Regions from separate parts of the Homo sapiens genome. Here region 2 is linked to region 1. The links are chromatin contacts, found by Hi-C in ENCODE. All regions are on one chromosome and are shown on one strand. The core of a region is the stretch at or near the end of the contact, and the rest is flanking DNA. Distances in the headings are between cores, read along the strand shown.

Region 1 (5,411 bases), core at 1,161-3,660:
TGCTAGGGCTGCCAGAGCAAAGTATCACCGACTGGGTGGTTAAAACAACAGAAATGTATGTTCTCATCATTCTGGAGGCAGGAAGTTTGAGATCCAGGTGTTAGCTGGGTTGGTTTCTCCTGAGGCCTCTCTCCTTGGGTGGTAATGGCCATTTTCCTCTTTGCCTTCACATGGGCTTCCCTCTGTTCGTGTCTGTGTCCTTATCTCCTTTTTGTATAAAGACGTCAGGCATATTGAATTAAGGGCCCCCACACATGACCTCATTTTAACTTAATTACCTCGTTAAAGACTCTATCTACAAATACAGTCATGTTCTGAATTACTGGAGGCTGGGGCTTCAATGTATGAATTTTATGGGACACAATTCAGCCTGTAATGGATGCATAGTCACTGGATCAAGCAAGGCCTTGGAACCATGTTAAGAAACATGGACTTTATCTGGAAGGCAAGGGGGAGTCACTGAAGAGTCTTACACAGAGCGGCGATGCTCATGTTTACATTTGGCAGAGATCTTACAGCAGCGAGGGGAAAATTGGAGAAGGATAGAGTTGGGTTCAGAAGCTATGAGGATGTTGTCTAAGAAAATTCTTGGCAGAGGGAGATTAGGAGGTAGAAACTGCAGAACCTGTGATGGGTCACTCCTGAGGGGCAGAGCAGGGGAGTGTCAAGGTAAGCTGGATTTCTGGTTTGGGCCACTGGGTGCACCATGGAAATCTTCACTGAGAGTCGTGGTCTGGGTGAGGGAAAGGAGGTGAGTCCAACATTAGGGGGGCATGCTGAGTTTCAGGGCCCTTTGGGACATCTGAGTGGGGCAGGTCTCAAGCTCCTGAAATAATTCTGGGTTGGAGATATGGATTTAGGACTCATTAGCTTGGATGGTAGTTGAAGCCATGGGAATGGATGCGGGAGGGGGGCTAGCCATGAGTTTGAATATTCAGAAGGGAGCTGGCAACTCTTCTTACTAATGCTGGAGACGTGTATGTGCCCAGAATGACTAACACCTCCGCTCATATGAAGGCCCAGTTAATCTTCAAGCCCAGGTTTTCCTCTCTGAGGAACCACTGGGGTCCTGGGGTAAGAGAGGATCTTGGGTCTCCTGGGCATTTTCTCCCTTCCCAAGACCTGAGGATGTTTAATCAATTTTTGATAGTTGATGAGTCACTGGATGCCTTCCCAGCTGAGTCAGCGAAGGTACCCCTCCTGGGAAGCACAACCCAGGCAGTTCCAAGTACCGGCCTTGTTTATCAGAGGGATGGGACGAGAGGGTGAGGTGTGACTTCCCAGAGCAGCGAGCTTCAGTGTCTGACTACATGGGGCAAGGAAAGACACCAGTGGACAAAAGGTATTTGCTGGGCTTAAGGGTGCGTGACGCATGTTTTTGGTAGTAGTAGCAGATTTGTCTTTTTAAGATGTCTTTTTTGAGCCACTTTTAAAATAACAACAGCTGACATTTATAGAATCTTCATCAGCTTCCAGACAATGTGCTAAGCATTTTACCTGCATTGTCTCAATTCGTCCTTACAGGGAAGCACTGTGGTTATTCCGATTGTACTAAGGATGTGATAGAAGTCACACGATGTGACTTCTGAGGCTAGGACATGAAAGCGTCTACCTGGCTCTCTCAGTCTGTCTCAGGATGTATGCCAGGGAGCCACAAGCCAACTTGTGAAATGTTTGGTTACCCTGCAGGTGCTGTGCTGGAGAGAGCATGTGGAGAGACACCACAGAGAGTGATGTCCAAGGATCCTCTGCTGTTCTAGCCTCCAGATGTTTGGTACCAAATGGAGAGTGAGTGAGGCTTCCAACCCCACCTTTGAGCCACCCCAGCTGATCCCAGTAGAGCAGAGATGAGCTGTCCCCACCAAGTCTTGCCCAGATTGCAGATCTGTGAACAAATAAGAATTTTTGCTTGAAGCCTCTATGTTTTGGGGTACTTGGTCACGTAGCCCTAGGGCTAACTGAAGTATAGTGAGAAGTGACAAGATTCAAGGTTGTATAGCTGCTTAGGGGAAGAACAAAGAAAGTACACTCTCCTTGCATTCAAAGGATATTTCTTCAATTTGCTTGCAGTGTGACCTTTGGCAAGCTACTGAACCTCTCTGTGCCTCAGTTTTCTCATCTGTATGATAGGGATGAAGATGGTATTTCTTCAGAAGGTAGTGATGAGGAATAAATATCTCATTCTTGGCATGTAGGAAAAAGCTAGTAAGTAGCTGGGTTGGGGTTTCAATTCAGGCAGTCTAACCCTAGACTCTTTACTGGTAAGCTCAGGTCCAGAACATTCCCACCAATCCCTGAAAAGGAGGCCAGACGGCAATATCCCAGGTACTCCCATTATTTTCCCCCATACGGCATGATTCTGAGTCCTCCTTGGCCGCCCTTCTCTGTTCACTGGGCCTTGATACATGATTCTCTGAACTGAAGGCCGCACCATCACTCCTCTCTGTTTAGTGCAGCCCGAGATTACACTGGCTTTTTTGGCAGTCACATCACATTGTTGACTCATTCTGAGCTGGCAGTCAAAATCCTAAGTGTTTTTATCACATGTGCTAGCATCAAGCTGCATTCCTTCCCATCTAGGATTGGTGCAATTGGAGTTTTAAAAAATCCAACTGCAGAATTGTTTAGTTTATTAGATTTTGCTCATTGTGGTAGTGTGCCTAGGAAAGAATCCAGATGAGCTCCTCTCCAGGGTTCTCGGAGACACCCTGTATCCTTTTAATATACCTTTCCTTTATTTCTGTAGTCCATTTGAGTGGCTTACTGGTACTCACAACACAAAAAGTAAGCCATAGAGTGACTTCTGGGTGGTCCTTGCTCAGGAGGAAAAGAGGTGTGGCAGGGATGCTGTGGTAGAGGGCAGAGAAAGCAAATGGCAGGAGCGTGTGCCGGGTGCCACGTCTGAGCCGTGGCAGACCTTGCAGCTGATCATGACTCTCTTTTCTGCTGAGTCAGGAAATGGCCTCTACTTTGATTAGCTGCCACCTGAATAGGACAGAGTTGAGGACTGAGGACAGAGACTGCTTTCGAAGTGGACCCTGGCATAATTAATCAGGCTTCAAGCACATCGGTTGTTCGGATGGTTCCCAATTCCCCCAAATGTGCTGCCATCTTACCCTCATTTTCTCAGCTTGCCCACAAAGATAAAATGATATTTTTATCAAGTCTCATTTCTTGCTGAACTACAAGTTCTCTAAGTGGCCGCATCACTTGATCCTGCTACTCTGGCGATACTATGTACAGTGCTTGCTGAAGTGGTCACTCTGGTTGGTGGGTGCCACAGAAGGTGGGTGGCTCAGAGTGGACTGAAGAAAGTACCAGAGTCTGATGGACCTCATTTCTGCAGTCAGTGGTGAGGTGCTGGCTCCCATGGTGGGGGGATTTTCCCAGGTGCCTTAGCTCAGGAAACATATGGTGCTCAGTGGAATGGACCCTGGTGTGTCTCCAGTGGTCTGCATAGCTCCTGGGCAATATGGAAGGACAGTGCTGACTCAAGCAGAGCCTGAGCCATCTCTAGACGCTTTCCCACCTTGTCCTTGAGTCCTACAAATTAGGTCCTAATTGGTCTGTATTCTCCCCGCCCCCTTACTCTCCAGCCTAGGGACGTCTTTCCATTCTGGGAATAGGACGCCTTACCTTTACTCCACTCATATTCTCTCAAATATGTTGTATGTGCACGAAGCCTTCCTATTTGCCTATGCTTAAGCTCTTGAAGCTCAAGGTTAATCATTAACTTCTTTTTTTTGCCACCCCTTTGCTTTCTTTTATGTCAGCTCTTCCTTGAGGGAATGAAGGCAGACTGCTGGGCTGAACACAAAAAGGGGAGCAGCCCGGGGTAAAAGGAAATTCTAGAATAAAGAGCACATTGGTTAATAGCTTAGAAATGTTATCCCCCTAGACGAGTAATAGAAAGTTCCTCAAACTCGCCTCAGCAAATTATGGGAACTGATTGTAAGAGGCAGCTTAGGGAAGCCAGGGGTGGAAATGGCTGATTGGACCGGAAGTGGCACAGGCGCCTTGGGGACGTGCTCTCACAGCTTCTCACTTTGGGTGCCACAGTCTCTCATCTCTGGCTCCTCTGAATGTCTACCTCATCTCTTCTCTCTCTGGACTGGCTTTCACTGCATTGGTGGACGTATGACATGAGGATACCCAGCCCTGCCCATGGCCCAATTGCACCAATTAGAAAAGCTGCCCCTTCAAGAAATATTGTAATTGCCATCTGCCAGGAGACTCAGTTAAAAACACACAAATAAGTGAGGACCATACATGCTCAATGGACTGCTGCTGCACGTTTGTGTGCAGTGATGGCAAGTGGGACCCGGAACTCTGGCCTCTGCTTATCCTCAGAAGTGGGCGGCAGAGAAGGAGGAACGTGCTTGAGTCGCAGTCCCCAAAAAGGGAGGAACTCATTGGCCCAGCTTAGGCCTGGTGTCTGCCTACCTGTGGTTCAGTCAGCTGTGGTCGGTGGGCAGGACACACCTGAAGGAGCATATCTTGGCTGTGTGGGTTGGGCAGACATCCCACAATGCTCATGTAGGGGGATTCATCTCATTAACTCTGAGTGTTTCTTCGGCATTCCCCCACTATTTTTAACATATCATTTACAATATTGAATTAATAAGACTGGGAATGAAAGTTCTTTGACAGAACACACATGGTAGTTACTTTTGGGACTAATTGCTCTGCAGGTCGCCTCGTGCATTACCGTCTGCTATTTTTGCTTAAATTATATGTATCTGCTTTTATGTCACTTCCTAGGTAAACCTTACTTCCCCCTATAGGAAACATGGTTCACTCAAACAAAGTAAATAAAAGGGCTTTCCTGAAGGTGTGGGCAGATTTAAGGGAATCTGACAAGAAAAGTACGAGCTAAGAAGGTCTGGCAGCCACTCCCCTGCTAAGCTAGAACAGGCAGGAAGGGAGCACTTACTGGGGCCAGGTGGTGGTAGCTGTAGGGATGTAGGACAGGGCAACTCAGGGGACCTGTGGCCTCATGCAGAGGGAGGCAGCCAATCTATAGCCACCTATCAGGGAGGGAGCTGGGCAAATAAATGTCTCCATCTTGTTCTCCTCCTTCTTCTCTCCAATCTCCTGCCAGTGCCTCCACTGGTTGAACCTAGCTGGGAGCCAGTGGATCAAAGATCCAGTGGACCAAAGGATCCATAAATGTGATCCTCCTGGGGGTATAAAAAAGGATAGAAATAGGTGGAAAGTGGATCTGGGAGTGGCTAAATGGAAAATATCCAGGATGTTCCAAATTGCATTCCTCTGCTATATGCCTTCCCAGACCATTGCACTGCCCCATCACAATGCTCATCCTAGTTTGTCATATCTGCTGAAGGATTAGGCATGCAGAGCATATGCCTCATGGAAGTTAAGGACTGTATCTGACTTGTCATTGCTGTATG
Region 2 (5,411 bases), core at 1,896-4,395, 150 kb after region 1:
TCTTTATTATATCACATATATATATGGATGAATCACAAATTTATATTTCAGCTCCTACCTCTCATCTGAAATTGAGACTTTCAGATACAACTGCTACCTGGGTGTCTTTTTCAGGAGGTACCACTTGTATCTCCAAGCCATCAGTATTCATAAATAAATCCCCATACCCACCCCATCACCACCCCATCACCCTAACCAACGCATACACTCTCTTCCTCCTATATTTCTTCTTAGTAAATGTCATCATAACACCATTCTCCCAGCTACCTAAATCTGAACCTGGGTTTTACCTTTGTCTTTTCTTACTCACATATAGTTTCCTCCGTTTTGAAAGTTCGTCTTGCTTCCCCTTCTCTTTCTGCTTACTGTTTTGATCTTAGCTTAAAAGTCATGGTGTCCAGGAAGACTTTGCTGGTCTCCCAGGACGGATCAGGTGCTCCTGCACTTCCATAATCGTGGATGTGATCATTTCCTGTTTGTCTCTCTTGCCTAGTACCTTGGTGAGGGCAGTAATTGAGTCTATCTTATTCACTTTCATACCCTTGTACCTGGCACATAGTTGACGCTCAATAAATAATTACCCAGCAAATGGATAACATGATACAAAGTTGGAACATTTCAAAATAAGACTTCTTATAGATAACTACTTTCTATACCAGTAATTTATCAACTTTCCAGTAGAGGATGCCTTGGCATAATCTTATTTTGAGAATTAAATAATTTGTTTGTTCATAATCGCTGCCTTATAAGTGTATTTATTCATACATTCGTTCTTTGGATATTTATTGAATATCTACTAATGTGAGAAGCAGTGCCCTGGTCCTTGGGGCTGGAAATGGGTGAAAACCTAGTCACAGTCTACTGAAGAATTATGTATTTCTATAAGCACAATTGCAATAAAATATCATGGGTCCTATAAAAAATGGATGAGGAACATATTGTAGGAAATATTCAGTGTGATTATATTGAATTATTGTTCTCAACTCTTTATTCCTTTCTATAAAGGATTATACACTCACAACCTCTGCCATATACTTTCTAGTGCCTGTCACAATAGTAAACAGAGTATACATACCTGCCCCTACTTACTTACTTGGACTTGGCTATGTGACTTTTTTTGGCCAATGAATATAGGCAGAAGTAAAATGAGAATACACCAATTCTGAGCAGACACTTTAAGAGACAGCAAGTTTCTGTCAAGCGTCTCAAACTTTTTACCTTTGAGTAAGGCGTACGTTCCCAGTAATCATTACTCTTTCAGCCTGAGTCCTGGAATAAAGACATACGGAGCAGGCATAAACCCAAACCACAGATTGGAGTCTAGCTTAGCCCAGCTGAGCAAAGCCAATTCACAGGCTGCCTATATCCCTATCAACATTAAATTGAATTTTTTTTTTGTTAGCTATTGAGGTTTGGGAGGAGGGTTGTTGCTACATAGAATTATTACAGCAGAAATCTGCTGATACACTGAGTATCCATCTGTCTACCAGTGCAGTATGAGACATGAGACATAAGGAAAAGGCTACATGGTTGTGCTCTTTCCCAGGACACAATGCTCCCAGTTCTCTGATGGTTGTAGACATTTAGTTAAAAAAAAAAAATAAAGCCAATACAATGAGCTCAGTGGTTTTTTCCGTATGATGTGAAACTTAAAAATTCAGATGTGGCAAGAAATAAACATGGGGTTCCCTAAAAAATCTGACGTAGCTGAGCCCAGAAGCTCATGCCTGTAATCCTAACATTTTGGGTGGCCAATATGGGAGGATCATATGAGGCCAGGAGTTCAAGACCAGCCTAGGCAACATAGTGAGACCCTGTCTCTACAAAAAAAAAAAAAAAAAAAAATTCACTAGCTGGAACTAGTGGCTTGCACCTGTAGTCCCAGCTACTTGGGAGGCTGAGGTGGGAGGAACACTTGAGACCAAGCGTTCAAAGCTGCAGTGAGCTATGATGGTGCCACTGCACTCCAGCCTGAGTGACAGAGTAATACTTTGTCTCAAAAAAAAAATTGTATATATATATATATATATATATATATATATATATATATATATATATATATCCTGGCCTATTTATAGCTGAAAAAGCTACCTTAGATTTACAGGCATTTCTCCAATAGCTTATTTTCAGAATGCAAGCTAGATGTAGTGGCATTGACCAATTAGGGCATTCAATTTTAACTGTGCAGAACATTAGAGTTCTGATAGAATCACTGTATAATTGTCATCACTTAAATAAGAAAAGTTGGTTTTCCAAAACACAGAAGCACACTGCTACTTGTAGGAGTGGTTGGTTTCTCAGTGTGAGTTTACTTTTGTCGACCATTTGTAGTTGTGAACTGTTCTATAATTTATTTTCATTTTGCACTAATAATGAGCAGCAAAAGTAATAAAACTGTATAAAAGAAACTCTCTAACTCCTAAACTCTTTTTCTCCATTTCAACAATTTTTTATTTGTTTTCAATGAGAAGTGGTCGAGCACAGTGATTAGGAAAAAACACTCTGAATTAGACTTATTTGAATTAGACTTTGAACCTAGGCACCATCAAGAATAGTGTAAAAATCATCTAAGCACTCGGCCTCAGTTTTTCATTTGTAAAATGAGGATCATAATAGTGCTTATCTTTAGGGCTGTGAGGAGTCAATGAAATGATCTTGTGAGACCTCAGCACAGTGTCTAACAGATAATAAGCAGTCAATAAATGACAGAAATTATTACAGGACAAATTTTGTTAGTGCAACTTTTCTTAGGAAAGCAGCTGTTTATTATAGAAAGACAGGCTGTGTCATGGCATTTGCCTTGACCTTCACTATTGAAAAAAAAAGCCTCAGGACCCAAATCATGATTAATTTATATGCTATGTTTATGAACAGCTAAGCTTTTTCTACTTTGGTTCTCTGAGAGGAATAAGGGTCAAAGACACAGAAAATTTGAACTCACCACAAAACGAATACTTCCCAAACCTTAATTTGGCTAAGATACAATAGACTGGACTCTCTGGTAATGAACTGTGGGCAAGTTTCCAGGCAAACATGTTGTGCACTTGCATTCTTCCACGCATACTATGCTGGAGTGACAGCAACTGTGCTGTGGAGTGGCCATGGTCAAATGTTCCCCCAGTGAATTTGCCAGGAAGATAAGAACATTCCAGCAGTCTGTGTGTTGCCCAAATAGCAGGACACCTCATTTTCAGATCTGCTCATTTCCTGATTGCAGAGAATACCAGTGTAGACAGCCTTGGGTTTACGGAAAATGTGGTAGCCAAGCAAAGTTAACTCTCTTTGGAAACTGTGAATTGATATTGGTAATAATGGTTTTGATATACAAGAAAGAATTTGTTATAAGACGTATTTGGCTGTTTACCTTGAAACATCCTGCAAAGCGTATGTATGTTTGTGTGCACATGCATGGGTGCATGGGCAGGTAACTTGCTTAAAATGAACAAGCAATTGTAACTTCAAATTATACGAATCAGCCATCTGAAATATGTCTCAAATGCCTCCCCTGGAGAAATACAAGACTTTTTCCCACTTCCAGGCATTCTGCTTCCTAGTCCTTTTACTTTCACTCAGACATTTCAGAAAGCAATGGACTCAGATGTGAAGCTAGGATAAGTTACAAATTTATTTTTTGTAATACAGAGCTTGAAACTTGCTCCCATTCAAAAAATACATACACAGTCTTAAGTTCACTTAGAAAGAAGCCATTAGTTTAATGTATAATGCTATAGCAAAGATCAATATGACTCACATGAAGAATTAAGGATGGGCCACATAGTAAAAATCCATTTTATTTTTTAGAAAGAAAATGTAAGATATTTTGCTTCTCTGAGGAAAAAAAAAGGATAGGAAATAATATGCCATTATTCAATACATAAAGTAAATTTTTAAAATATACCCAAAAAGCATACATTGTACAAGGGAAGTGAGAGAGAGAGTAAAGAGAAGAAAAAAGAAGAAAGAGAAAATGAAAGAAAGAGGCATGGGGGAAAGAGTGAAAATAAAAATATGGGTCAGATACAGACTAACGCATAAACATATACCAGACAATTTTCAGAGAGGAGAATTACTATTTATCCTGTTACATTTTCTAACTCTAGGCCCAAATCAGGACTTTTAGTTTGGGGCACATGCTCTTTGGTCTGATGAAATTTATCTATACTTCTTTATATTATTTTTAGTAGTTATATAGAGATTATTATAATAGTTGTTCTTTAATTTATCATGTCCACCTTAAATTATTATCATGCCAATCCATGAACAATGTTAGAACCTTGCTACAATATAATTTCATTTACCAACCCCCTCCACCTTTTGTGCTATTTGTCATATATTTTACTTCTAATATATCATAAACCAGAGAATATATTGTTGTCTATACTTTAAATAGCCAAAGTCTTATAAAGAAAATTTTAAAAATCTCCTTTTATATTTATGTACACATTTTTTCCTTTCAAGTGTTTTTCATTTCTACCTACAGATATAGACATATTTGCATCATTCTCCTTTCAGCCTGAAGAATTTTTCTTAATACATATTTTTACAGTGCAGGTCTGCCAATTATAAATTCTCTCAGTTTTTACTTTTCTGAAAATATCTTAATCTGGCCTTCATTTTTGAAGGGCATTTTCACTAGATTTTAGGTTGATAGAGTATTTTTTTTATTTCAGTACATGAAAAATGATGTTTCATCATTTCCAAATGAGAAGTCAGTTGCAATTCTTATTGTTGTTCCTATAAATGTAATGATTAAGGTTTTCCATTTACATGCAGAATGAAACTAGACCCTCAACCCCGGCATATACAAAAATTAACTCATGGTGGGTTAAAAATTTAAATATAACAACTCACACTATACAAATCATAGAAGAAAACCTAGGAGGTACTCTTCCGGACATAGCCTAGGCAAAGAATTCATGAGTAAGTCCTCAAAAGCAATTGCAACAAAAACAAAAATTGACAAGTGGGACCTAATTAAACTAAAGAACTTCTGCACAGAAAAAGGCACTGTCAACAAAGTAAACAGACAACCTACAGAATGGGAGAAAATATTTGCAAACTATGCGTCTGACAAAGGACTAATATCCAGAATGTATAAGGATCTTAGATCAACAAGAAAAAAAAAAGAATAATAACCCCGTTAAAACATGGGCAAAGAACATGAACTGACACTTCTCAAAAGAAGACATGCAAGTGTCCAACAAGCATGTGAAAAAATTCTCAACATCACTAATCATCAGAGAAATGCAAATCAAAGCCATAATGAGATATCATCTCACACTAGTCAGAATGGCTATTATTAAAAAGTCAAAAAATGCCAAGTGCAGTGGGTCACACCTATAATCCCAGCACTTTGGGAGGCCAAGGCAGGTATATTGCTTAAGCCCAGGAGTTTAAGACCAAACTGGGCA

The links. A loop is a pair of places that touch in the nucleus more often than their neighbours do. Pooled maps may share reads with other maps.
Region 2: a loop to region 1 is called in a map of cardiac septum, with 4 times the contacts of the local background. The contact joins two enhancer-like sites. A Hi-C loop is called at or near these places in 1 of 168 maps with a recorded cell type or tissue (cardiac septum), 1 of 37 single-sample maps with no recorded cell type and 5 of 50 pooled maps.

What each region holds. Positions count from the first base shown.
Region 1 is chr5:159,448,946-159,454,356 of GRCh38, forward strand. LINC01845 (long intergenic non-protein coding RNA 1845) reads right to left here. Exons shown (of 7, transcript NR_027110.2): 5 at 4,444-4,586; 6 at 3,637-3,848; 7 at 1-511. Among named protein-coding and RNA genes, the nearest start is that of LINC01845, 15 kb to the right of the region's middle. Within about 2 kb of position 2,411, at least 8 of the 41 ENCODE cell types and tissues checked have a DNase peak (open chromatin) inside an H3K27ac peak, as active enhancers do.
Region 2 is chr5:159,602,731-159,608,141 of GRCh38, forward strand. The region is part of intron 16 of LOC105377684 (a long non-coding RNA gene); the gene reads left to right. Among named protein-coding and RNA genes, the nearest start is that of LINC01845, 140 kb to the left of the region's middle. Within about 2 kb of position 3,146, at least 4 of the 41 ENCODE cell types and tissues checked have a DNase peak (open chromatin) inside an H3K27ac peak, as active enhancers do.